Regions from separate parts of the Homo sapiens genome. Here region 1 is linked to region 2. Evidence: chromatin loops called from intact Hi-C (ENCODE). Cell type or tissue: mammary epithelial cell. All regions are shown on one strand. Each heading gives the region's core, and the rest is flanking DNA. Links, peaks and the distances in the headings are about the cores only.

Region 1 (2,910 bases), core at 197-2,696, 130 kb after region 2:
TGTTTGGTTTTCTTTGTGCTGTATTTGTATAAATATGTAATTGGTATGTGTTCCAAAATTACAGGAAACTCTATAATTCTTGTACAACTTAGTGTATGTTATTAGTAGTTATAATTGTTAAGTAAATTGTTGTATGCCACAGAAATAACCAAAATTCCTAGTCAATTGTGGCTTTAATGGAGGCCCAAAGACCTTTTGTCATTCACAGACAATTGCTGTCTTGTTTCAATCCTCTTCAAAAGGTAGTTTTATAATCAACTATAGAACTCTTAACAGGTGCTCTTGAATGCAGATTTCTGATAACTTTGGAGACTGTGACATTAGAATAGAGAAAAAACATTCAGGACTCTCATGTACAGCTGAAATGTTCATGAATACCAAGCAGAACAGGAGTTAATAGCATGGAATAATCTTTCTGACTTTTTGGTTAAAACATTGCTGATCCTTTGTTTTATTTTTCAGAGTCAAGAAAACTTTTAAGCTATTTACAGCTTGTAGCAATTGAATAAAATATATCCCTGTGAACAAAATTTGGAACATACCTGATTTCTCCAAAATTTGGAAGCTATTTGTGAGTATTCTTAATTTATGGCAAAATAGTAATTTACACAAGTGCAATAAGAATCTGTTTTCTTTTGCAACAGGACACAATTTGATAAATTGATTATTTTACCAAGGCTTTGACTGGAATGGTGTGCTTTCCTTTAAGGAATCAAATTTGACTTATAAAGTCAATAAAAGCCCCTTGGGAAAACTGGCCTCATATCTTGTCTACACAGTCCATTTGCAGGGTTCCTGACCTGTGGTAAGTAAAGAATGTCACTTTCTTTTTTTTCCTTTTTTTTTTTTTTTTTTTTGAGACAGAGTCAAGTTCTGTTGCCCAGGCTGAAGTGCAGTGGTATGATCTCGGCTCACTGAAAATTCTGCCTCCTGGGTTCAAGCAGTTCTCCTACCTCAGCCTCCCAGGTAGGGGCTGGGATTACAGGCATGCACCATCACACCCGGCTAATTTTGTATTTTTAGTAGAGACAGGGTTTCACCATGTTAGCCAGGTTGTTCTTGAACTCCTGACCTCAGGTGATCCGTCTGCCTCAGCCTTATAAGCTTGTTGGCTGCTTCTGATTGGTTAAGTTCAACTTCTGTTTTTCTTTAATATAAGCATTTACAAGAAATAGCTTAAGTTCAGTTTTACTTATGTTTGTAAATCAAGCAAGGCTTAGATCATTTATGATGCCGAACTGGTTTTATCTGCTCGGGGATTCTTCAGGCCTGACCTCCATTTCAATTTAACACATACTAGATTCCCTTCTTCCTAAGGAGCTAGGGCTTTATTTTGTGGATTCTGGAGGAGAGGTAGGATGGAAGCTGAGTTTTAGTGAAACAACCTTGACAGGCATATAAAGGACCCCTAGTGTCTTCCTTGAGGCATGACAGCATGTAGCCACATGATCAATCTAAGACAGGCTGCAGAGGAATTCTGCCTCTCTAAAGTGATGGTGCCCAAGAAACAGGGATGGGCTTTACTGAAGGCTGCCTCAGCACCTGAGCCACCGGCCCCCCATGCTGCTCCTCCAGCCTCAGGTTTTTTTTTTTTTTTTTTGAGACAGAGTCTTGCTCTGTCACCCAGGCTGGAGTGCAGTGGTACGATCTTGGCTTACTGCAACCTCCATCTCCCTGGTTCAAGTGGCTCTCCTGCCTCAGCCTCCTGAGTTCCTGGGATTACAGGTGTGTGCCACCATGCCCGGCTAATTTTCATATTTTTAGTAGAGACAGGGTTCCTCCATGTTGGTCAGGCTGGTCTCGAACTCTTGACCTCCAGTAATTCACCTGTCTTGGCCTCCCAAAGTACTAGGATTACAGGCCACCACGCCTGATCCGGCCTCACCTTTTTATAGCAAGCCCCACTCTCAGCACCAACTGGTCTCCTTTGAGAAGTGGTGGTACACTCATATTTCCAGGACGGCCAGATGCAATTTGATGGTGGAAGTGAGACGATTGCAAAAAATCCAAAGGCCCCAGACTCCCTCCCCCATTTTGACTCCACTGCACCAAGTTCTGACCCCTAATTTGCCGAAGAGACTTCTGGCCACAGAGCATCACCAAAATGCAAGTCAAAGGGGCCAACCTAAGGTCTGAAGGTCTGCCAGGGAATTATATAGTACAGGGGTGGCCAGACTCCCAAATTATAGGGCTGCCAGGCTAGCTGGTGATTGGGGTGGATAAAAATAAGCCCTGGCCAAGGTTGGGAGGTGAAGGGGCATCTCCTCTTGGAGAACAGGGCTGGCTACAGACGTGGCCTTAGCAGGACATGGGTGGCAGGGTCACGCCTCTCCCTCTGTCCTGCGTCTCTGCCATTGACAGTCACTTGTCCACAGACAATCAAAGATAGAGGATATAACATGTTAACATTAGTTACTTCTCTTTTCTTCCATCTTTGGGGACTAATTAAAAAACATCTTGGGAAAATATTTTGGGGCCCATTTATAAAGCTTACAATATTGTGTTTTATTCTTAGTATCTTTACTTTTAAAATATGCCATTCCATCTTTGTGAAAATACCAGGAAAAAAAAAATTAAAGTGTGCTAGAAGGGCCAGGCATGGTGGCTCGCGCCTGTAGTCCTAGCATTTTAGGAGGTGGCAACAGAGGGAGACCCCCTCTCTACACGAAAAAACATTAACCAGATGTGGTGGCTCCTGTTTGTAGTTTGTACTTGGAAGGCTGAGGTAGGAGGATCGCTTGAGCCTGGGAGGTCGAGGCTGAGGTGAGCCGAGATCACGTCACTGCACTCTAGTCTGGGTGACAGAGATACCCTGTGTCTGAAACAAAACAAGTAGAATGTGCCAGAAGGGCAGAATTGTGTTCAGAGCTGGCTACCATTGTGTGAAATGGATTGGGAGAAATATATTAC
Region 2 (2,910 bases), core at 88-2,587:
ATGGCCACAGTTGTGGCTTACCATGATAAGGGCATAGATCACGCTGGTAGAAGAATGATGAAAAAATACACAATTCTAATACTCAGAGATAAGGACACTTTGAAGTTTGTGGTACAGCCTCCCAGACTACACACATACGTAAAAGTGGGATTTTACAATACATAGAGTTTATACTGTGACTCTTGACTTCTTGGAGGCCATAGTCATTTCAAGAAGGTCATGAGACTTCTAGCTCCCTTTGAGGAAAAATCCTCTTAGGCCTATACATACAAACTTGCCATTAGGTTCTATAAATACATAAGTAGTAAATTAATTAGGTTCTATACCTATAACTTCAGTATTAATCACTGCATAATAAATATTATGAATTGAATTGTGTGGCTATATTGTAATTTATTTAATCAATTCCCTATCATTGAACATTTACATGGCTTCTGATGTTCCTCTGTTTTAAACTATACTCAAAATCTCGACCTGGTGTGGTGGCGTGCACCTATAGTCTCTACTAAGGAGGCTGAGGCAGGGAGACTGCTTGAGCCCAGGAGTTTGAGGCTGCAGTGAGCTAGGATCCCACCACGGCACTCCAGCCTGAGCAACAGAGTGAAACCCTGTCTCTTAAAAAAAAAAAAAAAAGTCATTCTGAGCATTTCATCCGAGTCTTCATTTACACTGGTTGCATCTGATGTGTCCTTGTAGCTGCTTTAGATCTTCTCTGGAACAAGGCAGGGCATGTTTAAATACATGCAGTGTTTTAAAAATGAGAAATACACCTTGGAACTGTCCCTAGCTGTGGCCCCAGGCGGATCCCGGTCCTGCCTCACCCACAGCTCCAGGAGGCCTGCGGAAGCAGGACTGGGCCCTGTTTCCAGGCAGCACGCGTCAGTGGTGCCTGTGATACATGCTGCCTGGCCAGAGAAGCAGTGACTTATGTTGTGGGTTGAGGAAGAACAGGGGCTGTGTGTTCATTCCTGGATTCAGGACCTCGCAGAGCTGGGTGGGGAGGGGGCTGGGAACGTGGCAGAGGCTGGCTGTCGGTCCTGTTTACCTCCTGGATGAGCAGGAGGGGGAAGCAGCTGGCTTCCAAGGGCCAGGGTGCACCAGCCGGCTGGTTCATGTGTCCACAAAGGCGGCCCTTCAGCAGCGGGCAGGGACTGTGTCCTCGTGCCTGCCAGCAGTGTCTGGAGGCTGCCCGTGGAGGTGGGTAGGGCCCAACACAAACAGCCACCAGAGAAAGGGGCCTTTATGGCCAGTGGAGGACGGCTGCTGGACTGCAGGGAGGATGCCAGCACCGTGCGGCCAGGGAAGTGGCCAGCAGGTGCTGCTCCAGGCCGTCCTGGCATGGTTGCACCAGGGCATTTGGGAAGAGGCTGTGTGCAGTGCTATGGGTCAGGGGCTTGTCTGCACTTCCTTCCTTCCTCCCTCCTTCCTTCCTTCTTGCCCTCCTTTCTTTCCTGTCTGTCTCCCTTTCATTTTTTTGTGGGGGGTGGTTCTTTCATCATTTTTCTTTCTTTCTTTTCTTTCTTTTTTTCTTTTCTTTTTTTTTTTTTTGAGACAGAGTCTCGCTCTGTTGCCCAAGCTGGAGTGCAGTGGCAAGATCTTGGCTCACTGCAACCTCCACCTCCCAGGTTCAAGCGATTATCCTGCCTCGGCCTCCTGAGTAGCTGGGATTACAGGCACCTGTCACCATGCCCAGCTAATTTTTGTATTTTTAGTAGAGATGGGGTTTCACCATATTGGCCAGTCTGATCTCAAACTCCTGACCTCAGGTGATTCACCTGCCTTGGCCCCCAAAGTGCTGGGATTACTGGCGTGAGCCACTGCATCGGGCCATGAGCTTCTTTTCAAATGGTGACTGGGCTGCTGATTTTCCTGTTGTCAATTTCCATTGTACATGCCTCTGGGGAACCCTCGTGGAGTAGGGGAGCTTGGTCCTGTTCACTTTCTTGCTGGGTGACACTTTCTTGCACTGATTGTCCATTTCTTCAGGGCTCAAGGATTGACAGTGTCACCTTTCAGGGTTGTTGTAAGGTAGTATCAGCTCGCAAAGCGCCATTGCCCTCAATCATCCTGACCACCTTTGCCTTTCATAGGCCCTGCCTCATCTAATTAGAGCACCCTCGTGAGATAGGGATGGCCGTTTCATCTATATTGCAGATAAGAAAACAGACCCAGAGAGGTTAAGCTGCTTGCCCAAAGTCACCCAGCAAGTAGACAGCACAGCCAGGATCCAAACCCAAGTGTGAGTTCTGAACTCAGCTCCTAACCACAGCGGAACCTCCCCCTCGGCGCCCCGTGTCACCTCTGCACGGATGCTCCCCTGCCTCTATCAGCCCCAGGAAAGCCCCTCTTCTCCTCCTTTCCCCAGAGACCCTTTCTCACCCAGCCTATCTCTCTCCCTTCCCTGCCAGCCCTGCAGGAGAGTGAGGACAGTAGGCTCCTGCCTGCCAGAGCTCACCCCAAACAGCTTCCTTACTGTTCAGCCAAGGAAACTGAGGCCCAGAGAGGGCTAAGGACTCATCCCAATCACACAGCAAATTGGCAACAGAGAACCAGAGCCCAGGCCTCCTGACCCCTTCCTCATTAGAACATTCTTTGCATTCCCCGTAGAGTTCATTGGGAACTGCTGAGGAATCTGTACCAGTTTGACCTGAATATGAAGGCATGTTACTTTCCACCCAAACACTGCTATCAGCTGGGGAAAGCCAAATGCCCCAATTTCTACCCCTTGGAGATATCTTGAGAAGATTCTCTGTTTTTCTGCTGACATAGTTTTCTGAATGAGTCCTGTCTAATTTAAAGTGCTGGTCTTGTTCCTGATTGGGCATTGCTTCTGCACGCCCTAGTGGGGGTCAGAGCTGAACCCTCACGGTGAGGGGTCTCTGACACTGAGGGGGCTCCTTCCATCTTTGT

What was found. Hi-C counts contacts between places; a loop is a spot of excess contacts. Peaks named below come from ENCODE experiments on the same cell type or tissue, not always from the same donor. Only the 100,000 strongest peaks of a DNase experiment are listed, where the experiment ranks them.
Region 1: it touches region 2 in a loop (7-fold over the local background); 18 of 110 quality-filtered maps call a loop at or near these places.

Annotation. Positions count from the first base shown.
Region 1 is chr10:71,914,634-71,917,543 of GRCh38, reverse strand. No RefSeq gene overlaps it. Among named protein-coding and RNA genes, the nearest start is that of LINC03139, 38 kb to the right of the region's middle. In mammary epithelial cell, for the core only: a CTCF peak has its summit at 1,408; no DNase peak of the experiment used is centred there.
Region 2 is chr10:72,042,906-72,045,815 of GRCh38, reverse strand. No RefSeq gene overlaps it. Among named protein-coding and RNA genes, the nearest start is that of SPOCK2, 44 kb to the left of the region's middle. In mammary epithelial cell, for the core only: a CTCF peak has its summit at 1,311 (motif pointing right); a DNase peak (open chromatin) is centred at 855; H3K27ac peaks cover 960 bases.